Linked DNA regions of Mus musculus: regions 2, 3, 4 and 5 are each linked to region 1. A link is a loop called in an ENCODE intact Hi-C map of the cell type or tissue named here. Cell type or tissue: heart. All regions are shown on one strand.

Evidence for each region. A loop is a pair of places that touch in the nucleus more often than their neighbours do. Peaks named below come from ENCODE experiments on the same cell type or tissue, not always from the same donor. Only the 100,000 strongest peaks of a DNase experiment are listed, where the experiment ranks them.
Region 2: a loop joins it to region 1, with 3 times the contacts of the local background. A loop is called at or near these places in 9 of 42 quality-filtered maps.
Region 3: it touches region 1 in a loop (2.2-fold over the local background); 4 of 42 quality-filtered maps call a loop at or near these places.
Region 4: it touches region 1 in a loop (3-fold over the local background); 13 of 42 quality-filtered maps call a loop at or near these places.
Region 5: it touches region 1 in a loop (2.6-fold over the local background); 3 of 42 quality-filtered maps call a loop at or near these places.

What each region holds. Positions count from the first base shown.
Region 1 is chr3:41,080,739-41,085,738 of GRCm38, reverse strand. Pgrmc2 (progesterone receptor membrane component 2) reads left to right here and starts at 2,693. Exons shown (of 3, transcript NM_027558.1): 1 at 2,693-3,144. The coding sequence starts at 2,745. In heart, a CTCF peak has its summit at 2,675 (motif pointing left); DNase peaks (open chromatin) are centred at 2,528 and 3,748; H3K4me3 peaks cover 3,677 bases; H3K27ac peaks cover 2,858 bases.
Region 2 is chr3:41,741,243-41,746,242 of GRCm38, reverse strand. Sclt1 (sodium channel and clathrin linker 1) reads left to right here and starts at 3,729. Exons shown (of 21, transcript NM_001081411.1): 1 at 3,729-4,248. The coding sequence starts at 4,215. It overlaps D3Ertd751e (DNA segment, Chr 3, ERATO Doi 751, expressed), which reads right to left and starts at 3,625. Exons shown (of 6, transcript NM_001099785.1): 1 at 3,554-3,625. In heart, CTCF peaks have their summits at 2,571 and 3,557; a DNase peak (open chromatin) is centred at 3,672; H3K4me3 peaks cover 2,308 bases; H3K27ac peaks cover 1,939 bases.
Region 3 is chr3:41,158,778-41,163,777 of GRCm38, reverse strand. All of the region lies in intron 2 of Gm40038 (a long non-coding RNA gene), which reads left to right. Among named protein-coding and RNA genes, the nearest start is that of Gm40038, 12 kb to the left of the region's middle. In heart, a CTCF peak has its summit at 2,943 (motif pointing left); no DNase peak of the experiment used is centred here; H3K27ac peaks cover 546 bases.
Region 4 is chr3:41,563,593-41,568,592 of GRCm38, reverse strand. The region is part of intron 1 of Jade1 (jade family PHD finger 1); the gene reads right to left. Among named protein-coding and RNA genes, the nearest start is that of Jade1, 10 kb to the right of the region's middle. In heart, CTCF peaks have their summits at 2,382 (motif pointing right), 2,947 and 3,636; DNase peaks (open chromatin) are centred at 2,412, 2,902, 3,692 and 4,382; H3K4me3 peaks cover 3,115 bases; H3K27ac peaks cover 3,008 bases.
Region 5 is chr3:41,597,128-41,602,127 of GRCm38, reverse strand. It overlaps Jade1 (jade family PHD finger 1), which reads right to left. Exons shown (of 11, transcript NM_001130184.1): 7 at 1,939-2,106; 8 at 645-761. Among named protein-coding and RNA genes, the nearest start is that of Jade1, 44 kb to the right of the region's middle. In heart, CTCF peaks have their summits at 1,097 (motif pointing left) and 2,190 (motif pointing right); DNase peaks (open chromatin) are centred at 1,717, 2,107 and 2,667; H3K27ac peaks cover 1,266 bases.

The DNA.
Region 1 (5,000 bases):
GATCCTGGACAGGAGGAAATGTAAGGACATCCAGCGAGGAAGCAGTGTGAGCAGTCACGGAGTAGGTAATGAACACAGCGAGCAGGGGCCCAGGAACAAGTCATTAGAGGAAAAGAACAGATAGAGAAAAAAACGCATCACTTTAAGGGAGGACGTCTCAGAGATTAGTTTATCTAAGAAAAGACAAGGGGCCACACAGGGATTTATGGAAATCCCTGAATGCAAACAGCTTGTCTGAATTGCTAAGTCCCCGCCTCCTGGCCCCTGAGATTGATGTTTGATTTAAGGAAATTAAAATACAAGATGAGTCCCTTCATGAAGCAGTGAAGTTGGGAAAGCACCAGCTGGAAAGTTACTGAGGTATTCAAAGCGGGAATATTCTACTAGAAGACATTACTATGACAGTGCAAAAATAAAATGAAAAAATAAAAAACTCCTTTGGACTAGTTCAGGAGGCTAACCTTAAGGATAACCTGTTCAGAGGACTCCAAGTGAGAGTAGGGTTTCTAATGTGAAGTCAAGACATTTGTTTTAGGAAGGGCATAAAGCTTTCTGCTTCACCAGACAGTATCAGCAATCCAACATTGCCCATCCCATGTAGGAGGCAACAGAAATACAATGCTTTTCAATTCTTCTCTTCTAAACCACTTAAGCGAAGCACAAATTTATCTCATAATTTAGCTCAGAGTTATGCCTGGCCAAGTTAATACCAGTGGTTCTCAGTTGGTAGCACCCTCCAAGGGAGCAAGTCTGCACTAGTAAGGAAGAGGTTTTTCCATGTCATAATGCCTTAAGTGACCAGCCATGGCCCCATGTCCAGTACAGTCTTCCCTAAGCACTCCCCAAAGCCATGTAACAAAAGGCAATCTCACTAAACGGTAATGTTTTAAGGAGAGCCTGTGACCCAATTCTGAACAGAAAGATGCCTACTATGAAACCTCCGAGATCCTTTCTTCCTACTGCCATTATTTCAACTGACAGATACTTGAGATTGCTACCACCGTTCTTTCCCAAAACCAGTTTCCATCACTGACATCTCCATTTTCTGTTAGCAAGTCCCACAGGAACTGTGACTTCTAACCCTTCTGGTGACTACTGAGGTTGGCCTGTGCCAATCTGGCTTTACTCCCGTTCTTGCAGTGTAAAGATTATATGGTCACTTACTAATTCTCAATTAAAGACAACAGCTCTGACTCAAAAAAAAAAAAATTCTCAGACTGGGATTGGCAAAATATAGCTTACAGGCTGTTTCTATACCTACTCAGGGGCTGAACCGACTTTAACGTTAAGTGATTTAAAAGTCATAATGATGGGCAAGGGAATGTGCTTGCTGGTATGCAAGTTCATGGCCATCTTCATCTACATATCAAGTGCAAAGCCAATCTGGAACACACTGAACCGTCTCAAAAACAAAAAGACGGTATTTCATGACAAATTCAAATTTCGGTGTCTCTAAGTACATTTTTAATAGAAACACTATCATGCTCATTCTCTATTATTTATGTAACAGTTGGGACAGAGAGACCTTATGGCCCACAGCACCTAAATATATAATCCATTACAGAAAAAAATTTCAGCACCTTCCCCCCCCCCCCCCCCAAAAAAAAGCCACGATGAGTCTTATGTACAATGGCTGGTTTCCCATCCTTTCGAGTGTTAAAACCTCTCTAGGGAAGTTATGATCACCAGTACCGTTAGTGGGTAGGGCTCTCCTGTCCATTGACACTAAAGACAGTTACCTAAAAACTAATAGCAGCCAGAAAAGCCCATCCCTACTTTTCTATACTGTTCACGCCAAAGCCTGAGTCAGCTCCTTTCTGAGTCAGCTCCTTTATGCCGGGTAGCTCACCCCTAGGCTGCCACCATTCGTCTATACCTGTCCCCCACCCCCGGTTGTTCAAAGTTATAAGGAACTGGCCATTCCCTGGATGCATCTTCCTTCCTCACAAGCAGAGTGACAGAAGCCTGTCAAACTAGCTGAGGGCGCGAGATGGGTGGAATTCACACTGGAAAGCACTCTCGCAGGCCCCGAGCAAGGCTATGGAGCTAGAGCCACAGGCTGCTTTATCCGCGCACGCCCACCGCCGGGGAGCAAAGCGCAGAAGAGCTTGCGTCCGACTCCTGTTAGGAGCACTGCCCAAAAGCAGCGTGGGCCGGGACCCGAGTGTCCGGCGCTGCTAGGGCTAGTGCCCGAAGCCCAGCTTCACACGCGGCCCCGCAGCTCACGCTCTATTGCGGCCTCCGCCGTGCGTCGTCACAGACGCGAACCAGCCGTCTCAGAGAGAAGCCGCTTCTGGGCGCACGCGCGCGCAGCAGGGAGGGGTTGCTAAAAAGAGCCCAGCGCGTGGCGTCCCAGGGCCCGCGCACGCGCCCTGACGGCGCTCCGCCCATACGCGCGAGTACGCACGCGCACAGCCGGCTCGGCCCACCCCCCCCCCGCCCCACGCACACTCTATTTTTCTTCAGCCCCGCCCTTCCCTTACACTCCCCAGGCTGAAAGCGTTGGGGCTGTGAGAGCAGGGAAGTGTGGGGCGAGGTGGGCGGGGCGTTGCCCGCGCGCGCTGCCAGCCAGAGCCCGAGCTGCGAGAGCGAAGCCAGACAACGTTACCCAGCCAACAGCCAATAAGCAGCCGGCGCTGCCACGCCCCAGCCCCTCACGTGATTGGCTGAGCGCCGCCTGGTGGGCAGGGCCGCGGGCTTGGGGAGGGCAGGGGGCGGGAGGAGGAAGGCGCTGGCGGGCAGTGATGGCGGCGGGTGATGGGGACGTAAAGCTAAGCACCCTGGGGAGCGGCGGGGAGAGTGGCGGCGACGGGAGCCCGGGTGGCGCCGGAGCGACGGCGGCGAGGAGCAGTTGGGTGGCGGCGCTGCTGGCGACGGGCGGGGAGATGCTGCTGAACGTGGCGCTGGTGGCGCTGGTGCTGCTGGGGGCCTACCGGCTGTGGGTGCGCTGGGGGCGGCGTGGTCTGTGCTCGGGACCCGGGGCGGGCGAGGAGAGCCCGGCCGCCACGCTGCCGCGCATGAAGAAGCGGGACTTCAGCCTGGAGCAGCTGCGCCAGTACGACGGGGCGCGCACGCCGCGCATCCTGCTCGCGGTCAATGGGAAAGTCTTCGACGTGACCAAAGGCAGCAAGTTCTACGGCCCCGGTGAGGAGTGAGGGGTGTCGGGGTGGGGATCCGGGACACCCTATCCCCGCCGCGGCCCCGCTCCTGGACCGCAGCCCCGCGCACGCCCCCAGCTGCGGGCGTCGTGGGGGGCTCAGTGGCGCCCCACAGACCTGCGCTCGGCGTTCCTTGCCTTTCCCAATCCGTATCTCCTCGCAGCTTTTCCTGGGGCTGAAATTCTCAAAATTGTTAAGAGTTGTCTCTAGTCACGTTGGCGTTCAACCTTTCCTCGGAGCGTTTTGATTTCTGGGCTTTGTCGGGGCAAGAGGGCTAAAGTGGCGATCCAAAGTTTTTGGCCCAGTGTTAAGACAGCTTTCTTCTTATTCTGGGTTGTCTGTTTGACACTTGCCTACTTTTTCCCTTCTCCGGACTTGTCTGCCGAGAGTCAGGGCTAGGGACACGTAGTTTCAAGTCCCAAGCCCTGGAGCTCGGTTTCACAACCACCCCGGACTCGTTTTCATTCTTTTTCTAAAAAGTCGGTTTGGGCTCCAAGATGCTTTCCAAGATTAACAACTGTATGTAAAATGAGGACGGACCAGAACGTAAACCTTAATAAGTAAGACTGGCAAAGATATTGGCCCTGAGTGTAGGGGGTGGAGCTCATCTGCCCAGGAGGCAGGCGTGTCTCTTGTCTCCGACTCTCTCAGTCTCTCCCTCCTTCCCTCCTCTCCTTCTTTCTCTGCTAATAGTAAAATAAGTATTCAAATACCCGTTGAAAATAAATTATTGTATTTTCCCTTAGCAGAATGAGACGCCTTGGGGGGGTGAGGGGGGGCACGAACCTAGAAGCGTCGAACTTCTCGCCCCCTGCCCTGCATGTGCTGAAGGTTTTACAACTTTACTTTCAGAAAATTACGTGGAAGGTAGTTGCCGTTAGAGGCCCTTTTGCAGTGTAGTGGTAATCTATATTGCAGATTGTGCAAATAAACTTCAGACCCCGGGTATCTGTTGGTAGCCCATAAAATTGAACAACATTGTGCGGCCTGGTTATGCAGTGCTTAATATTAAACTTTAAAGACAGAAGGGGAGGGGGAGGAGAAGAGAGAGCGTGAGTTGTAAGAATGAAGCTAGAGACCAAAGTGACCCCTTATTGGAAGGTATGCATCCAACTTTTAAGCTAGGTTTCCTTTTAATTTCCTTATTGCCCCTGATTGATTTATTGACACTGAAGACGCTTCTAATTTCTATGCTCAGTTGGATGCTATTTTAGGAGTGTTTTGGTTTGTTGATTGGATTAGAGCTAAGAAACACAAATAAGCATTTGATGTTGGATCTGTTAATCTCTTTGTGTGTGTGTGTGTGTGTGTGTGTGTGTGTGTGTGTGTGTATTTCCTTCTGGATATATAAACACAAAAATCATGTCTCCTTACTTACATCAGCTCCCATGGTTAGTACTTTTTTATTTTTTTAATTTAAGAGCATGTGGAACAAGAGAATAGGACCCAAGTACCTTGTTTACATGGACCAAGTCAAATAAACTTTTAAAAGTGAAGAATTTGCACAGATTTTGTACCAAGTTACACACTTCCCTCATTGGATTGAAGTGTGTTCAGTGGTTAAAGATTGTCTAGAGTATTTGTAAAAAGACCCATTATCAGTCCTTATACATCCGGAAAGAGTCAGTTTGGCAGTCTCCATGGCAACCGCAGCAGAGGTTGAAAACTAAGAGGTGTGCTGTAGAGTGGGTCCCTGGGCTTGAGCACTGATAATAGTGAAGAACCATCCTGGAGGCCTTGGAGTGAGGCAAGCAGGCCTCTGTAAGGTCTCTGCCTTTTGGGGCTGCATAGTGAGACCCGTCTGAAAACAAGAAGAACAGAGAACCACCTCCTTGTTCTTTT
Region 2 (5,000 bases), 660 kb before region 1:
TAGCCAAGATTTAATCATTTGTGTAAAAATAAATATATCCATCTCATTAGTACACAAATTTGTTTTGTTTCTGACAGATGTTAACATAACATTATATGTATGTATGTATATATATATATATGTAAATATATACATATATAAAATCATTATCAGTAGGTATATTTCTATTTTTCTTAGCATTTATTAATGCACTCTTATAACATTTCATACATATATAGTATACTGATCATCTTCAATCCCTTATTACTATATCATGTTCATGTTCCCCCTGCAATGTTCCCCTCCTTCTATTTTCACATATTGTCTCTATTGTTCTCTTTTTCTTTAATAAGACACATTCATGCATAAATATGCATAAATACATAAATATAATATGCTGGGTCCATGTAGTGTTGCATTATGTATAATGTATATAGGTAAATACATGAGCAGACTTTAATGTATACATGTTCATATGGAAATAGCTTCAAGTATGGGTATAATATTTAGAAAGGAGTCTAAGGGCAAGTAATACTAAGTGACGAGGAAAGGCAGTGGCAGACAAAAGGACACAAGTCATGAAGAGGATGTAAGCTAATTGCTTTTCTAGCCTCAACTTTGTCACAGCTTTTTTGGGGGAGCGGGGTTGTTTGTTTGTTGATGGTGGAGAAGTACATAAAAACGTAGTTGGTAGTGAGAGGGTAAAGCCCTGAATGAGGCCACCCTGGGTGTTCTGAAGGTACTGCACAGCAATGCAAAGCCTTTGGGAGTGTGGGACTATTTGTTTGACAGGCTGCCTTAACTCGGTTATGTATTTTATTTGTGAGCTCATTACAATAAAAATTACAAATGAATAAGGTGAAAATATTTCAAAGTCCAACCGCTTAATGTTAGACCTCATAAACCTTCATCACTCTGATGAACCATCAGTCAGAATTAATACTTCCAAGTTGATCACTAGCCTACTACAGTTTTACTAGCAGCTTTCTTAAAACAAGGTTGTTAAGCTGTAGTTTTCACTTTTAGCTTATCTTCTTCGACTTATACTTTAAAAAGAGTTAAAACTTCAATTGTTTTAATTTCTACGTAAGGAAATCAAAAGAGAGACACGTTTGCTTGGGAGACAAAAAAAAAAAGTTTAAAAGAAATGTTAAGGAATATTTGTTTCAATAAAATGATTTTTAAGGAAAATTTCCAAGTTCCTTCATTTACAAAAAAAAACAAAAACAAAAAACAAAATCTTTAATTTTTTATTACAGTCCATACTGCTTTTTAGTTCGCATCTGACACTGCAGCACACATTTCTAAAAGAAAAGGAGGGAGAAGAAAGTAAAGTCAGGGAACCTGCCAGCTGGAGGCAATGGGACTATCAAATGGTTTCAGTCCAAGTAAAGACAGACTTTGAAGAGATGCTCAAAGGACATACCAATAGGAACCGATAGGACACAGACCTGGAAGCTCTTCTAAGTTTGGTGCTAGCTGTGGTCTCTGGCCCAGGTCTGAGCAGTGAGCTCCCTCTTAGGCTCTGCCCAGTTGCTCCTGCGTTCTAGAGGGAGGAACTAGGAATTCTGAAACAGACAAACCTGATTTTTCAGTGAAAATGTTGAGAGGACACACAAAGGAACATCTGAAGGTTTTTAATCACACCATTTGAATTCTGGGTGCTTATGTCTTTTTAATTGTTTTAAGGGGGAAGGCTAACTCAGCAACACATTACAACACATTATAAAACCATTTGAAAAATGAACAGTAAATCACTGGAGATTATAATAAAACATGTAAAGTAGCCATTCATTTATTGCAATTAGAAGCTAGCTATAAACATTAAAACATTCAGCATAATTTATATCACATGGTGGTCAACGGTTGTGATACTGAAGCCATATTTTCTGGGCTCAAATTCTTGCTGTGATGAGCTAGCTTTCCAATTCGCTTACTTAGATTCCTATTTCATATGTTCTGAAGGTTTGCTAGACAGAAGCCTAGCATGTTTAATGTCAATACTAGATGTTTAGTGTCAATTTATTAAAATTACCAGTGAAACCTGCCATTAGTTTTCAATGCATGAAACTTCAACTGGCTTGTGCTTATTTTGACCATGATCATATAAAAACAAGCACTTCAAGTGCAAATATCAAAGTTCTATTTCACTACTCAGTTTAGACAAAACCATTGATAATTTTAATACAGAAGTCACACTTGGCTTTCTTCACCCTAATATATTCCTACCAAATGTAGGAAAATCTTTTTGAGTCAATAAAAAATGTTCCTCAGAAAGTACCCTATAGTGAACCTAAAAAAGAAATGGAGCTTGCACAATCAGTGTGTTTTTTTTTTTTTTGTTACGTTTATGGCCACTAAAAACCAGACCGGGTTGAATTTTCACTGATTCAAAGCTAAACTAACCCTTTGCATGGCTAGTGCCAACACATACATATTTAGCAGCGACTCTTTTTAGAGGAATGAGGGTAACACTGTTGATACTGTTTTATGAGTACAAGATTACTAAACGTCTTCAACGGTTAAACAAAAAGCCAAACTTCATCCAGGGCATACATGCCTTTTGTTTTGTTTTTGTGTGTGTCCACGTGGGGGAGTACGTCTATAGCTGTGTATGGACTGAGCTTGAGGCAGAGTATCAGTGGGATGTCATTCTCAAAGGCTGTTCACCTTTTTTAACCTACCTTTATTTTCACCAGATATTATCAAACAGGAAAAAAAAATCTTATTAACATGCCTGATTTTACTTTTTGCGACAATGACTTACTGACTCTGGAGTCACTTTCAAATTTGTCTAGGCTGCTGGATAGAGAGCACCCTTTTCCCTCATCCTGTCTGCTCCTCTCAAGCACTACTATTAAAGGCCATTTAATCTTTAAATTAAAGGGGATTTGCTTGGCTTTTTATGTGGGTGCTGGGGAATTCCAGGCAAGCACTTCATAACCAAGCTATCTCAGGCCCTGAGCATATTTAAAGAAACTGTATTTCAATGCATAAAAATATAATCAATTAAAAGCCTCAAAAGCCAATGATAAACTTCAAGTGAGCATTTTTTTATCGCTAATGTCTTTTGCCCCCAATATTTTGTGTATGTTTTATGTTTCAAGCTTTACAGCTCAAATACTCATAATATCACTTCGTAAAACTGTGAACGGTAGTTTATGCCCCAGTACAAATTTCATTTTATTTTTGCAGAATTTTATCTTTCCTTAAATCCGAAGAAACATCTCTGAAATACCTGCTAGATTTGCAGGCTATCCTGGATCCTGACCAGGTGCCTTCTTGAAGCCACAGGGTTAAATATTGGACAATAGTTCTCTTTTCTAGGCACAAGAACCAGTTTCAGACCTAGGAGCGACAGCTCTAAACTGGGGGGCGGGGTGAGGGGACCTTGAGTCACCTCAGCCCGAGGACTCACAGACCTCTCTGCACAGACTCCCACAGACGCTTAGTGTCTGCAAAACCAAGACTCGGGGGTGGGCAATGAAAATCCCTACCTAGTTAGTGCCTGCTCCTATCACAGTTTCCATACAAAAAAAAAAAAATTAATTAAATTAAAAATGCGCCACACTACCTCAGACAGACACTCGCTGCGCCACTGCGGAAGGCGCCAAGCAACCCACTCAGCCCCCAACGCGGCCTCAGGGACCCGCCCACCGCCTGACAGATAGCCAATCACCTGCCTGCGCCTGAGACGGCGCAATGACGCCTACCGACGCACGCGTGATGACGGACGCGGCGTCACCGTCTCCAAGGAACGGTCTGGGGCACCGCTTTCAAAGTCGCAGGGCGGGCCGAGTGGACTCCGCGGCCGCTCCTGCTTTCCCGCGGCCCTGGCGTCGCCCCTCAGCCGGCGGGGACGCTGCCGCCCAGCCAGGCGCGTCGCAGGGTCATCCTCCCGCGCGGTCTGACGGGAACTCGGCGCCCTCCGGCCGCGCGCGGCTCCGCGGCCCTTCTCGTCCGGCCGGGTCCGGCCGAGCGCGGAACGGAGTCTGAGGCGCGTCGCCTGGGTTCCGCGGAGCGGCGGGCCGGGCTGCGCCGCCGCGTGAGTGGGATGCTGATGTCTCCGCGCCAGGGCTCGGCTGCCCCTGCGACCCCTTAGCTTTTTGTTTGCCCTCACAGCGGGAGGCTGCTTTTTTGTTGTTGTTCGATTGCTTGCTTGTTTGAGAAATACCTTCTTTCCCCCCTGCGAGGAATCGATAAACGTGATGAAAACTCCAAACTAAAATATCGAAATGGCCACAGAAATCGACTTACTGAGAGACCAAAGTAAGCGCGCTCTGTTCCCTGATGGAAAATTCATCTGTAAGGTGCAGTGTCGCTATCGTTGACCTACTAATGTGTTGTGAATGCTGGTCGGGTCCCAGCGTGAAAAATGTTAAAAACTTAAAAAGAAGTGCTCTGCACAAAATGCTTGGTGATGTACATGAGGCTATGTATGTACTTAACGAAGCTGAGACGCTAGTAAATACTTGTAGAATATTCCTTGAGCGTGCACTGGAGTCGGCCAGGCACGAAATAGATTTGTAATGCAATGCGTCTGTTGTGCTCGAAGAAACTGGAGGGCTGATGGCCAGGAAGAGTTTCCAAGCCTGCAGGTTAGGACCTCCAGGCATTGCTCAGGTCGTTAGTTTAAAAGATGTTGACCTATGTTTCATTACGTGCCAGGTGCTATACATGTAGCTGATGTAAGGAGATTCTTGTTCTCCAAGCATGTAGCTGGCAGAAGGAGATACATAAATACCAAAAATACACTGAAGCAGCAGCAACTGCCGACTCGTTTGCATCAGATTCCAAGTAGTTGATGGAATTATTGAGCAAACATTGAAATAGCATCTACTAACATGGAGCTAAACAAATATTGACTATTATGCGGTTATTAAACTACTTCCAGAGGAGATGCCATTTGGACAGAATCTTGACATACCACTATGTGTTTACTGATAAGAAAGGTTTAGGTGTCCAAATTATTGGCAACATTGAGGAATTGGTAGTAATGCTTTGTTTAAAAACAAGACAGT
Region 3 (5,000 bases), 78 kb before region 1:
GGATGAGAACATAGAACCCCAATTGCCTGAATGACGACACAGAGGCCCCAACTGTCTGGATGTTGGGAGCACAAAGGTCCTTGTGTCAGAGATAAGCACTAAGGAAACCCGGAATGTCAAACATGTGGGGTCGGCTCTTCAACAAAAGGAATGTATAACCTATTTTCCTCCCAGAAGGCTAGAGCTGAAAGTTGTTGATAGCCTAGTGACCTGTGCTATCTGCAGGGTCAGGCAAGACCTGACTCCCTCAGACTCTTATGTTTAGCCCAGACCTCCTCTCTAGACCTTTATCTTTAGCATTGTTTCTCCATCAATAGAACTCATCTTTACGGGAGATGCCACACATACTTTATAGCCTGGTGACCTCTGGACTATGTCTGTATGACAGAAACCACACAAGATCCTCCCCTAAGCCTGAAGCTATAGAACTCATCTTTGTGGAAGAAGTCAATTGTACTTTAGAAAAGAGTTTTGATGTAGTCGTACTTTAAGCTTTATTGTGCACAAAAGATTGAGTTAATTGTTACCAGGAAACTTTTTGCCACATTGTACTGTACTTACATATGCCTAATGTCAGGTGTGGTGGTACATGCCTTTAATCTCAGCATTTGGGAGACAGAAGCAGGCAAATCTCTGTTAGTTTAAGACCATTCTGGTTTGCAAAGTGAGGTTTAAGACAAACAGAACTATATAGTGAGACCCTGTCTTGAAAACAAACTAAATTATGTCTAAAATAATCTACCTTGTGTCAGACTGTCGTAGTTAGGGTTTTGTTGCTGTGAAGAGACACCATGACCATGGCAACTCTTATAAAGGAAAACATCTAATTGAGGCTGGCTTCCAGTTCAGAGGTTTAGTCCATTATTATCATGGCAGGAAGCATGGTGGCACAAAGGCAGATAAGCTGCTGGAGAAGGAGCTGAGAGTTTTACATCTAGAACCAAAGGCAGCAGGAAGAGAGAGAGAGAGGCTGGGCCTAGCTTGAGATCTTTATACCCCAAAACCCACCTCCAGTGACACATGTCCTCTAACAAGGCCACACCTACTCCAATAAGACCTCACCCCCAATAGTGCCATTCCTGAGGTATCTATGGGACCATTTTCATTCAAATCAGCACACAGACTCTAGAGGTTTGAATCAATTCCTCTATGGAGTCACACTGAGCTGGATTTTCTCCTTGCCTCATTTATACTGTTCCTCCGGCAGCCCTGTTGTTTGCAAGGGCCCTCCACATCTGGATGAGAGCACAGAGCCCTAACTGACAGATCTACCCAGAGACACTTTCATAAAATCTTGTGCGATTTTATTTGCCTTTATGCACAAAGAATTGTTTTGTGGGTCCAGGACTTTCTGCTGGTTACAGGTAGATAAGTAAATGTATTAGTAGATAGATACTGGCCTCACACCTATCCCCGAATCTTCTAAGAAGAAATGAGGCTTTAAGAATCAGACCTGTCCTGCTGAGGAGGGCCAACACACAGTACTTTGCACGATCTTAAACCACTTGCAAGGCTCTGAGTCCCTAATTAGCTGGTGCCTCCTGTGATTCCCATGACATAGACAGGGCTGTATGACTCTTTCACTTTTCCACAGTGCTAATTAGTGATGGCAGTATAGCTCTCTTGAACGTGTTACCACATTTCTGCCAGCTCAAACTGTTCCATAGACGTTGTCCTTTTCAAGCCATCCACGGTGGCACATGTCCATAGGTCCCACACCTAGGAGGTGGAGGCAGGAGGATCAAAAGTTTAAGATCAGTCTCCAGCAACATGAAACTGTGTTTCAATAAAATGCTTTATTGTTTCATTCCAAAACTACTCCCTAGGATTAGCGACTACAATGTTATAATGATATTAAAATGAGAAATCATTTCCTAACATCATCCAAAGACATTTTAAAATACAGCTATCTGACCAAATGGGAATCACAGTTTGTGTGCACATATGTAAATTATAAGTGTAAAAACACGTGAAGGCTTCTGAAGGTGACGAATGGTACCTTCTACAGGTGACCATGTCTGCATTCAATCGCTGTTTTAACAAGTATCTTGCAAAAAAATCTCCCAAGTATCATATTCTAAGCATAAAAATCAGCAACAAGAAGACAAAGCCATTGTCCCCAAACAAATAACTATTAGTAGTAGACAAATAAAATTTTATTTGTTTGTTTTAAGACAGTGTTGTCCTGGCTATCCAGGAACATACTATATAGACCAGGCTGGCCTTGAACTCATTAGGGATCCACCTGCCTTTGCCTCCAGAGTGCTGGGATTAAAGGTGTGCACCTTAACATGGGGCTAAGCCTCACTTTTTTTCCCATTGATGTATTTATTTACTTTACATCCCGATCACCGCCCTCCCTTCTCCCTCTCTCCCCTCCCCTCCTCTTCTGAGAAGCAGGAGGTCCCTCCTGAGAACCAACCCTCCCTGGCACCTCAAGTCACTGCAGGACTAGGCACATCCTCTCCCTCTGAGGCCAGATAAAGCAACCCAGTTAGGGGAACAGGATCCACAGGCAGGCAACAGAGTCAGGGACAGCGCCACTCCAGTTGTTGGAGGACCTGAATATGCATCTGTTACATATGTGTTTGGGTGGGTGGAGGGGCTGTAGGTCCAGCTCATGTGTGAAGCCTTACATTTTTAACAACAACAAATCACCTTTGAGCTAGTACTCTGGGGGGGGGGGAAAAAGAACAACCAAGAAAACAGTCAGGGGTGAAGAAAATCTTATTTTAGTTGGAATAGACTGTAGAGGTCTGAGCAGGTATTTGAATAAAATGTAAGATGTTTCAAAGAAAGAAGACATGTGGGGTTGGAGAGATGGCTCAGTGGATAAGAGCACAGATCTTCAGAGAACCCAAGTTCAGTTTCCTACACCATGTCAAGTGGCTCACAACAGCCTATAACTCCAGCTGCCAGGGATCTGATGCCCTCTTCTGGCCTCTGTGGGCACCTACACTCATTTATATGCATGCATATCTAATTTAAAATAAAGGTTATTTTTTTAAACCATTTGAAGAAATGAGGGGAAATGAATAATTCAATTTAGCTGTATTGAATGACTATTAAGAATAGATGTGTGGGGTCATTGGTAGTACTGGGAGAATACTAGTCAGGACCCTGCTTGAGGCAAGGCAAAGCACAATGTCTGTGGGGAAAGCTGAATGAAGGGCACACAGAAACGCTATTCACTCGGTTTACAACTCTTCTGTATATCTAAACACTTCCCTAGCTACCACCATCACTAACAAGCCTCCTGCCTCAGGGTTCTAGGAACCATCAGAAACCATTAGCCTGGTCAGGCCTTGTTGATTTAATCCAATCAAAAGTGACCTTCAGAAGTCTGGATTCCTTTCTGAGGAGCCCATTTCTTGTGGGTAAACATCCCCTGTGCCAGAAAAAATCTGTTTCTATGACTCTAAAATCTTCATGCTGTGAGATAAAATAAATCCACTTTTGTTTAGAGAAAATTGTCTGCTATAAAGCACGACTGTGTCGTGTGTTTAGAGCCCCCAGGGACTTCCTCCTTCCCACAGCTTCATAGTGGGGCCTTCGTTTTCTTGAAGCTTTTCCCTCCCAGCATTTGAGTCATTCAAATTTTCTCCATTCTGCTCTTCTTGGTCTTAATAAACTGTGATGTCCACAGCTCAGCACCGGACGTTAAATAAGCAAGTAAGGAGAAATGAGATTTAAAGCTGGGCATGACGATACACACCTTTAATCCAAGCACTTGAGTCTCAGAGGCAGGCAGATCTCTGTGGGTTCAAAAACAGCATAGTCTTCATAGAGAGCTTCAGGCCAGCAAGGGCTACCTAGGGAGACCCTGATACGTAAATAATCAACAGTAGGATGCAGGGAGAGCAGGGTGTATCATCACTCAGACTGGACGGACAAGTCTTTACTGGACACCTTGACAACCTGCATCTCACAATCTGTTTCCTTTCCTTATGCATTGCTCCTTCGCTGCCATTAGGCCAGATGCCTTAAGCATTTACTCTTTTTTTTTTTTTTTTGGCTTTTTTTTTTCCATTTTTTATTAGGTATTTAGCTCATTTACATTTCCAATGCTATACCAAAAGTCCCCCATACCCACCCACCCCCACTCCCCTACCCACCCACTCCCCCTTTTTGGCCCTGGCGTTCCCCTGTACTGGGGCATATAAAGTTTGCGTGTCCAATGGGCCTCTCTTTCCAGTGATGGCCGACTAGGCCATCTTTTGATACATATGCAGCTAGAGTCAAGAGCTCCAGGGTACTGGTTAGTTCATATTGTTGTTCCACCTATAGGGTTGCAGATCCCTTTAGCTCCTTGGGTACTTTCTCTAGCTCCTCCATTGGGAGCCCTGTGATCCATCCATTAGCTGACTGTGAGCATCCACTTCTGTGTTTGCTAGGTAACCAACGGACAGACAGACAGAGATCGTCAAGTCTTTTCAGCAGGTCACCAGGTTCCTAAAATACTCTCTTGCCTGGAGACAGATGTCTCAAGTTACATAGAGAAGAAATGGATTCCAAAGTCACTTTTCTGATATACTCAACTATAAGCATCAGTGGCTCTGTCTGTTGGATCTCACATCACAGCAGAAAGGTGAAGATGCTGTGTTTATCAACTTTACAGGATGTTGCAAGAGCTGATTGAAACCTCTGTGGTGCCATCTGATGAAAGTCTCAGGCCATGCCTCCCAAGTCACCACAGCATGTGACGTGTCCAGGCCCCTCGAGGGCACTCCCTCGAAACCAGTCCCTTGATTGTAGGTGACTTGCTGTGGCCTGTAACCAGTATGTCACCCAACTGCACTTTCAGACATGCATGCCGAGCGCCAGTAAGGCTATCACCCAAAGCTGAGAAGTAGTTTTTCTAATGCTGCAGGCTCATGCACAGGGTACCGAAATAGCACGAGAAATACTATACCCATATTGCTTTCTCCTAGACATCTGACACTTGTAAAGCTCGTGCCAAATTTCTTGTCACATATGTGTCTGGAAGCCTCCGTGCTGAG
Region 4 (5,000 bases), 480 kb before region 1:
GTCAATGTATTTTACAAGCGAAGGACTCGAAGCAAGTTCCAAGTGTCACAGAGGAAATCGGGGAGTAAGAACATAATGCTGTACGCAGTGCCAACCTCCTAAGGGAGAACCTGACAAAGAAAGATGTTTAAGATGCTCAGTGTCTAGCCAAAGCTCAATGCCATTTCAAACCAGAAGCAAGACATGCTGCCAGCAATGTCCCAGTAACCTTCAGAGACTACCCAATCTATAATAAACCTGTGGGAAACTGGCTTAAGTACCAACTCTTGACAGCCCACTGACAAATGATGTAACAGGTACTTTTAATACTAAACCAAAGGACAAGTAAGAGAAGGGGACAGGAGACATAGCTGTAGACAGTCATTTAGTCCCTCCTCACTCAGCCCTGTCAAGGATGCAATCCCCATCCGAGACCTTTGCACAGGCTACATCCCAGCCACATCACAACTGAAACTTAAGACAACTCTTTCTCCAGGTGATCTGAAAACACATACACCAGAAAACCACACTTCCTTTTCAAACATTTCCAAATCTAAGATTCCCAAATTACAATGAAGACGTTTGATTTGAGGATCTTAACTCAGTTTACTTCACGGCCCTAGGTTCGTCCGCTCACTCTCAGGAGCTTCGTCAAAAAGTTAGGTCACATGCAATGAATGGTCCTTCAAGGGCCAGTGGTTTCAAAAAAGCTGGCCTTGTGATCAGGGCTAAATGGGAAATGGGTAATCAATGAGACAGTTCAACAGGCTAGCAGACAAGAAAAAGTCATGGATATGAGGCTTATTTGGATTCAAGCACACAGACACTGTACTGGAGTAAAACATCTGTATTTTCCAACAACTAACACCACTAATAACTTTCTGACCCAAGGGATAGTCTATCACCTTGTGGGGCACACGAAACTCTGCTTCTGTCTGTGCATCCCCATGGTTGGTTCACTGTCTCCCCCAAGCCTCTAGGCTAGGCAAGCTTTGTCTCTAAATTACAACTCCTTAAACTTGTCTATGACTCTGTCTACTGTGCAACCGCAGACTACAGAGTAAAGTCATTTTTCATAGAGTACAGAGCTTCTTCAAGTTGTTGAAGGAAGACAGGCTACCCCTGCCCCCTTTGGCTATGCTGAGGACTGAATCCAGAGCTTCAGGCAGTGTAGGCTCGCAGCTCCAGCATCACTTAGCTACAGTCCTGTCCTGCTTTTCCTGACAGTTGAGATCCCTGCTACAAGGAAGCAACATGGGACTGTGAAGGAGAACAAAATTCAAGTCTACTACACACTCTGGGAATGACTATCCACTCTGCAAGCATGGACATAAAAAACGCGCAAACCTCGGACATTAGCAGGAAACTGTATTTGTTCTAGAAGATGAAACTCAAGGTCAAATACATTTACAAACATACGCAAACTTTATTAAGGGCATAAAACAGCAAACATTCAAAAAATGTTTTCAGTTGACCGTAGTTGATAAGAGAATGTTGGACTCTGGGGCAGAGCTAGATTTATACTCAGGCAATGCGTGGTTCAATATTTTCAAGAGGCCACTTACGGCATTTAAGACAGGTTTGAATCTAAGGTGAGTATAAACCTCTACTTGCTTCTAAGCAGACATAGTACATGCCCCCTTCATCTACGTTTTTCAGTTTTCTGTGACAATGCCCTTGGTCAACAATACTAAATGTAATAAAGGTCAACAATACTAAATGTAATAAAGATTTTCAAACATGTAAAAAAAGTTATAGTAAGCGGAACTTAAGACCTTTGTGGTAAGAAAGACTAAAAATTCTGAATTGCACAGAGCAGGTCACCTCAACTGCGGATGTGATCGACTACTACCTACAAGAAATCCCCAACGTGAACCGAGTTAAGTCCAATGAACCCTTCCTTTCTCCAGGTACAGTCCATTCTACGGACTTAACTAGTGTGGTCTAAAAACCAATGAATCGTTTTCAAGAAAATTATTCTGTCTTGAAATGAGTTCATTAGCTTTGATAGGCACTAACTAGCCTTCAGCAACAAGCGGTCAGAGAGTTACCTCCTCCACCACAGGTATTCTAAAAAGAACACCTAAGGGAGCCCTTTGAGAAGGAACCCCACAAACCTTCCCAGGAATGAGGACCTGAGGTCCTCTTCTACTTTCCTAAAAGCTGAGCTCTGTGGCCAAACCCAAACATTTCACATAAGGAAATATTAAATTCCCCACAGGTCCGGGTCAACAAAGGGCGGAAGACCTTCGCCACCACGTTTCTAGAAAGCAAGCCACCTAAAGCTGCTTTAAATGGGTCTCGTAGAGATGACGAGCTCAAACCGGTTTCGAAGGCACATTTAAATCGCCCGCTTTTTTGTTGTTGTTTGCTCACAGCAATTCACCAGCGCCGAGAGTGCGGCCGCCCCCGCGCGCCCAGAAGGGGGAGCCCGGGTGTGAAGCCCGAGCCGGGAGCGGGGATGCGGAGCCCGGAAAGCCATGGGCCGCAGAGGCGGTCACAGAGTGAGGGTCTCGGGTGTGGGGGGAACCTGAAGCCAGGGAATAAGTGGTGGGAATGGGAGGCCCTCGACCCAGGACTGGGGGGGGGTCGGAAGTGCGGAGGGAGGCCCGCACAGGGAAGCTCTAGGGGCTGGAAAGTGGGGGGAATGTGGGGGATGGGAGGGAACGATAGCTCCGTTAAAAGGGGTGCAGGGCCCGAATCCCCGCTGGGGAAGGCCGGGTGGGGTGGGGAAACAGGCTGGAGACCCGGGGTGGGGCCGCGAACCGCGGGCATCCCGGCCACCCGCCCGCCCGCCAGGCGCAGGGCCCGGCTTGGCGCGGCGCCGCCCCCTCGCGCTCCCGCTCCTCCCGAGGCGACAGGAACAACAGCGCGGGAGGAGGGGAAAGTAACTCCGGCCCCGGTGCGGGGATGACACCGCCTCCCCGCGGCGCAGCCGGCCTCGCGCCCGCGCCGCCGCCCTCGGCGTTTGAAAGTGGCCACCCCCCGCCGCCGCTCCCGCCCGCCGCCACCAGCTGCACCAATCCGCTCGGCCCCAGTTGCAAATCAAACGCTCCCTCGCGTCCGCACGCCACTTGCGCCGCTGCAAACGGCTACGCCGTCCCTCCCCGGCCTCCCCGCGGGCCCGGGGAGCAGCAGAGCGGCGGTGGAGCAACGCGGCGGGCTCGGCTCGCGCTCCCGCCCCCAGACAGTTCTGGAAACTGTGGATCACCTCTGTCACAGGAAGCCATCCGGCGCGCAGGGCGGCGCGCAAGCAACAAACAAACGCCTGCGGCCGCCGCGACGCGGGAACAGGGACGGCGACGGGCGGCGGCCACCCCGCGCCGCGGGCTTTGTGCGGGACTCCGGCGTGGGGACGGGGCCGGGCCACCCCCGCGCGGACCCGAAGCGCCTGGGACCGTTAGGCGACGCTCGGGCAGCGACAAGGAACCGCCTTGGGGCCGCCGCCCGGCCCCGTCTCTGCGCCGGCCACCTCTTGCCTGCGCGGGAGGGCGGGCTGCAAAAGTTGGCCCTGGGGCCAACCAGCACCTGCCCACGTGCCGCGTAGGCTCGTGCCCCGGCGTACCCAGTCCCTTCCCCCGCCGCCCGCGAGCGCCAGGTCACCTATTACCGGTGGGAGGGGAGCCCGGCTGCTATTTAAACGCCCGCGGAAGTTGAGGCACCCCCACCGGCGGTGCTGTGCACCTGCCTCCCGCCGCCGCGCTCCGCCACTTTGAGCAGCAGCGGCGTCCTCAGCCCCGCCTCCTGCCCGAAGGCGGGCGGGAGGGGGGTGGGGGGGGCGGGTAGGAGGTGGAAGGTATCGAATTTCTCCAGCAAATGGGACCGTTCCGAAAGGATTCGGTTCTCCGGTCAACATTCCACATTCCATCCCTCTCCCGCATTTGCAAGCCTACGCCGAGCCGACCCAGAAAGCCTACTGGCTACCGAACAACAGCACCCAACTCGCAAACACACTCACAGGCACCAGACACGTGCACGGGAAGGTTTTGCAACTTGCAGTCCCGGGGTGCACACCGCATGTGCATGTGCTCATAAGGGAGCCAGGAGACACAGAGACCCCACCCCCACAATTTGCAGATGGTGCCAAAGGTTGCAATCTGCAATCCGTTTTTAAGTTCATGATTAATAGGTACTTTGCTCTACCAATGAAGTCCTCCTCAATTTCACCGATTAAGTCTTTTACACTTTACAAGCAGTCTCGCTGGAAGTAAAAGGTCTCATCATTGGAAACCCATTCTAGAAAAATCTAATTGCCAAGCTGTCCCTTCATCCCCTTCTCACTGCCCTTGAATTGATGCAATGAATATTTTGGACATGTGGTGACGCGGTGACAGGAACCAGGGCTGCGGCCACTTCACACAGATGTACCCCCTCACACCTATGTTTGGGAAAACATACCCTCACAGCCTCCTTCCCCCCCAAAACACACACTGTCAAACACTCTGGAAACATATATGTACGCGAACCTGCGCTCTACCATTGCCATCTGTCTACCAAGTTGCTACTATGCTTTCCACTTTCATGCAGCCTAAGGCAGTTGGGCTTTTTTTTTTTAATGTATAAACTAAACTGGGTTTCTGCTGCTGAAAACGCTGGATGAATCACCTGAAAACCTCATGTTCTTCGTACATTTAAAAGGAAAAGCTCTAAACCTTCGCCCTCCTCCGATCGAAAATAATAATCGGAATAGAACTTACTGATCCGACACCGATCAATTCTCGGGCTCCGCGGCCATCCCGGCCTCGTTGCCGGCCCCCACCCGGCGATGCCCAAGTTGCTGGTGGGATAGTGCCGCGGCGCGGGCGGCCGCCTCCTCCCTCCGCGCTACAGATCCACAGCCCAATCTTTTGGCGCCATATTAATGACGTACTATATTATTTCCACTAGGCAGCGACCTTCGGCATTACATTACTCCCGAGAACTCCCGAGCGAAGCAACAAAACCATCAAATATGGCTGAGCCTCTCGGCTCGTCCTGCAGCCGCCGCGGCCGCGGCCTGAGACGCGCACCCCGACCCGCGC
Region 5 (5,000 bases), 520 kb before region 1:
TACTTGGGTCCCTGCTGGAGTCCAAATTAACCTTCAACACAGTGTTCTAGGCCTCAAATCATAACCGACTAGATATCAATGAATGAATGAACCCCAGAAATCAATTACTCAAGAGTTTCAGACAACACACAGATACCATTTTCCCATTAACTCTGCATACCTCGTGACTTTCTGTACTTACCTGTACCTGGCCATGTAAATGCAATCAATCAGCCTTTTACATGCTGGCTGGTTCACTAGGGCAGCAGTGTGTGTGTGCTCCAGACTCCCTCCCGGTGTAAAAGCAGAGGCCTGCCCAACACCTACCTCAGCTACAGGCATCCCCAGCAGGGAGCCCTGAGGACTTCTGGTCTGTGAGACTGGTCTGTGGTAATGAGACTACAGTGGAAGGCTAGACAACTCAAGTGCCACAGTCAAGAGTATCTAAGCCTCGGTTCTTACCAGGAATGTCTGCTTATGAAAAGAAGAGGACTCTACTAGGCTTAGGCCAGACAAACTGGAACTGCCTCCAAACCCAGGCAGATTTCCAGATAACCTTCCTCCTCCTAACCCTCCAATGAATGCTGTGTAGAGCCTCCTCCCCCACCCTGCTCCCTAGCACACAGAGGAGGAAAACAAAGCTACGCTTACTGAGCCATTGTTACCTGTATGGAGGCCCCGAATTTCTCATTGCAGAGGCTGCACACAAGCGCCCACCGGCTGCTGGGAATGTGAGACACTTTTGTGATGGGCTCCATCTTCTCAGGGCTGCCAATGCTTACCTAAAGATCCAAAATAGCCAGATGGGCATGACACGGATAATCAGAGTCGTAACACAGACCTGAGGGCTAGCCCCAGGGCCCAGCTCTGGACTAGCAGCAGCAGAGCCCAGAGATCAGCCCCCATTGATACCAGCTTGCCAGTCTTTATAGACCTCTCTACAAGTTTTCACTTCTTTCAAGTATCTGATAGCAAAAACATCTATCTTATCGTAACAAGGCTAGGGGCTGGAGAGATGGCTCAGAGGTTAAGAGCACTGGCTGTTCTTCCAGAGGTCCTGAGTTCAATTCCCAGTAACCACATGATGGCTCACAACCATCTGTAATGGGATCTGATGCCCTCTACTGGTGTGTCTCAAGACAGCTACAGTACATCATATATATCAAATAAATAAAATCTTTTTTAAAAAAAGACTTTAGATTGACAAGAATTTTTAAGGACTAAAAACCCATTGTAAACATATTTAAATAATAGAATGAGCAAAGAGATAAACTATATTTAATAGTATTACATCAGAACACATAACTATATTAAAAGTAAAAATCTAGCAAGATAAATATGGAATAATGAACTGCAAACTGGTTAATATTAAACCAAAAGATCCAGTGAAACTCCCATGTAAATCATACCCAGGCAATTTTCCTCTGGAGGGAAAAAAAATGCAGCAAATCACACACCAAAAATACTGGAATTTAAATGACAAATGATATTCTCATCACAAGCCATGCAAATTAAATTAGTTAAGGTCTGGGACTGGAAATAAATTAGAGCAGACCTGAAATTAACAAGGTGGAAGCCGAGGAAGAATTTAAATAAAGCTCACAGAAGTGTGACCTAGGGCACTGTGGTACTGCACTCGGAGTTTGGCAAACACAAACTGGCAGGGACAGTAGCATGGCTACCCTCAGGACAGAGCCGTGAAGGTGCCAGGCCTGGCCTGTGAGTGCTGTCATCTACGTGAGGGTTTCCAGAAATGGAAAAGTGGGGCTATTTGTGGACACCAGGCCACTGCTGCCTCCAGGAAGCCCCTCCACAGACCCGCTCTGCTCAGGATCAGCTTGGGGACAGAGGGGACCCAGCAGCTCTACTGCTGCCTGTGAGTCACTCACTCCCACCTACCCAACCCCAGCAGGAAACCAGGACTGTCTCAATTAAGATGCTATCAGAAAGCAGGCTTACCTCAGGGATCCACAGGGCACAGCTGACGTGGACCCACTTGGTTCCGCTGCGGGTCGGCTTCATAGCTCCGCCTTTCTTGGGACACAGCAAACATTTTGGCTGAACTCCCAGGGCACATGTACGACATAGCCAACTGCCCTCTGGCACCTTGAGGATCCCATAGCAAGCCTGTAAGGCCACAACTTTGTTATTTATGTGTATGGGTGTCTTGCCTCTATATATCACTGTGCCACACACTGTGTAATGCCCACAGAGGCCAAAAGAGGGTGCTGGATCCCCTAGAACTGGAGTAATGGCCTGCTGTAAGCAGCCAATGTGGGATCTAGGAATCAAGCCTTTGTTCTCTTGAAGGGCGGTCAGCAAGTCTTACGAGGCATCGCCCAGCCCCTATTTGTGAACTGAAAAACAATCTAGAAGGATTTTCACAGAGCCACACCAAAGTAGACATGCCCATATCCACCTAACTGTGATCCTGACCCTCGAGGAAATATGCCAGCCCACCTCCAAGCACCCATGTGCCTGAGCTCCAAAGACACGCCACATGTGTCTTCAGCACAGGAAGTCCCAAGAACTTGACAAGAGGGATCCTAAAATAACGAGTGTTGCTGTGGTGCGGAAGAGACCCAGCCATAAGACAGTTCCAACCACTGAGCAGCCAATGCTCCAACCTGGCTGCAGGCTTCAAGAGGGTACAACAGACCTCTCTCTGCTTTCATGATGGGCGTGACACGGAACGAAGGCAAAACAAAGCACCAAAGCCAAGGTGATAGTGGCTGGGCAACCATTCGCTGCTCAAGCTGGACACACTCCTCCTACTGGAGTCCAACAGAGTTCATGCGAACAGACAGCCGCAGAAGAGCGAGACATTTCAAAATGAGAGTTTGGTTTCTTTCGCTGATGTTTAAAAACAAAGCCTGTTTTGCACAAGTTGGCAAAATTACACAAGACAACCCAAACTGCAGAAATTAAGGCTTTTACAACTGAAATCATTATGCTGGTTTAAAGAAAGAAAAAGCAAATGTTTCAATAAGGGGAGTAAATAAACAAACCCATGGTAGTACCGGGAGTGTGCTCAGACAGCCCTTTAAAACCCAGACAGTTCACAACGTTATCCTTAAATGAACTGCAAGTCGGAAGTCACAGGAACCTGGCTCTATTTCTCCAGGCAGAAACAGCACAGCCACCATGAAATCCGAACGCCCAGGACACAAGAAGGAAAACACAAGGATGAGAGCGGAGCTCAGCAAAGAAACAGTAACACCGCAGTCCTGAGAGCTCCGCGCGGCCACGAATGAGCAGTGGTCAACAAGTCTACCAGCAAAGCAGTGTTCTTACAGATCTCAACAGTAGTAGGAGGGCTTCAAACGCCATGGCGTTCTAGAGCTCCCTTTGAAGCGAGGATCTCGTTTACTGGAAAGGCACATCTACACTAATCAAGTATGCCTTAAAGACAAGCCATGAAGAATCTCACGGAAAGTAAAATAAAGTGAGCGTGAAGTGTCGAGAGCAGAAGAAGCGGAAGTCATCAGGGCCAACTCTGCCACCCACATGCTAAGGTGTTGGCACACAGCCCTGATGGCAGCTTACAGACTTCTGAAGCACAGAGCACAACTGGATTTCAAGCAGAAATCTCGTAACAGCAAATGTCAGAAGACTTCAGGGTCACTAGGTCAATGAGAGGCAGCAGCAACAGTGGCAGTCGTGTGGCCTCCCATCACACACACCTCCACAGGGACTCCAGGGCAAGACGCCCTCTGGACCACAAAGCCCAGATACAAAACAGGTCCGTCTCAGGGTTCCCTGTGAAGATGAGCTGAGACGGGGCCACCGCTGGTGAAGCCATGGAGTTTTCTAAAGCCCTAGAGGTGAATTATAGAGAAAGGGGTAACCCAGATCTCTGAGTGTGGCAGTGAGTATGTGTGATCTCAGCACTCAGCGGCAGAGGCAGGAGGATTATCTCAGTTGGAGGCTATCCTGGCCTATACACTGAGATACAGGCAGCCAGGGCTATTTTAAAGAACAATAATAAAACACAGAGCTCAGGTCACACAAGCAACTTTCCACTTTCTCCGAGAGTCACTGATGGCCTCACAGAAAAGTACGTCAGGACAGTTTTCTAAATCACAAAACTGCCTGGTACACATGTCCCCACGCAAATCCACATCACTTGACCACCACATTCAAAGTCAAATACAGAACTCGACAGACAGACAGCTGTGTGGTTAAAGGCACTTGCTGCCCTTCAAGGACCCCAGTGTGGCTCACAGCACCTATATCAGATATCTCACAACCTATATGCCCAGCTGAGGGGATCCAACTTTCACTTCCTCCAGCATTCACACAGACAGACAGATAGACAGACACACACACCACCACAAAGTAATAATAAATCTGTTAAGTTACATGAGGGGTAAAAGGCCCCTGTATCTATGCTTAAGCTTTCTAAATTACCTTCACTAAAAGACAACAGCAAGCCCCCACCAAGGTGGGTCTACTGCCACCTTGAAATAATGCTCACGAAAAGGGAGTCAGAGACGGCTCAGCAGTTAAGAGCACTGACTACTCAGAGTTCCCAGCACAGGCAGTGTCTTACAGCCATCGCAGAGCTCCAATTCCAGCGGAGACCCCTGACGTGCTCTTCTGACCTCTGGGCACCAGTCGTTCTAGGTGGTGCACAGACATACACATGCACAATATTCATACACAGAACTAACCAAAATCTAAGACGAAAAGTCAAAGGGGTGCCTGACCCCCTTCCACAGCTAAGCTGATACGTAAACACATGAACGCTATGGTTTATCCTGTATCCCCCAGAAGATACTTTAGGACCGCACCACCACCTGAAAACGGGACCTTTAGAAACAGTTGTGACACACAACTATGTAAACTGAGACCACACTGTGCAGGCAGGCACCTAATCCAACAGGACCAGGACTGTGTGAGAAGATAACCCTATCTAGACAGACACACAGGGAAGACATCGTGAAGACTAATGGGCAAGCCAACCACCAAGGACTGACAAGAATCCACCATGAGCTAGGAAGAGACAAGGAAGAACAAAA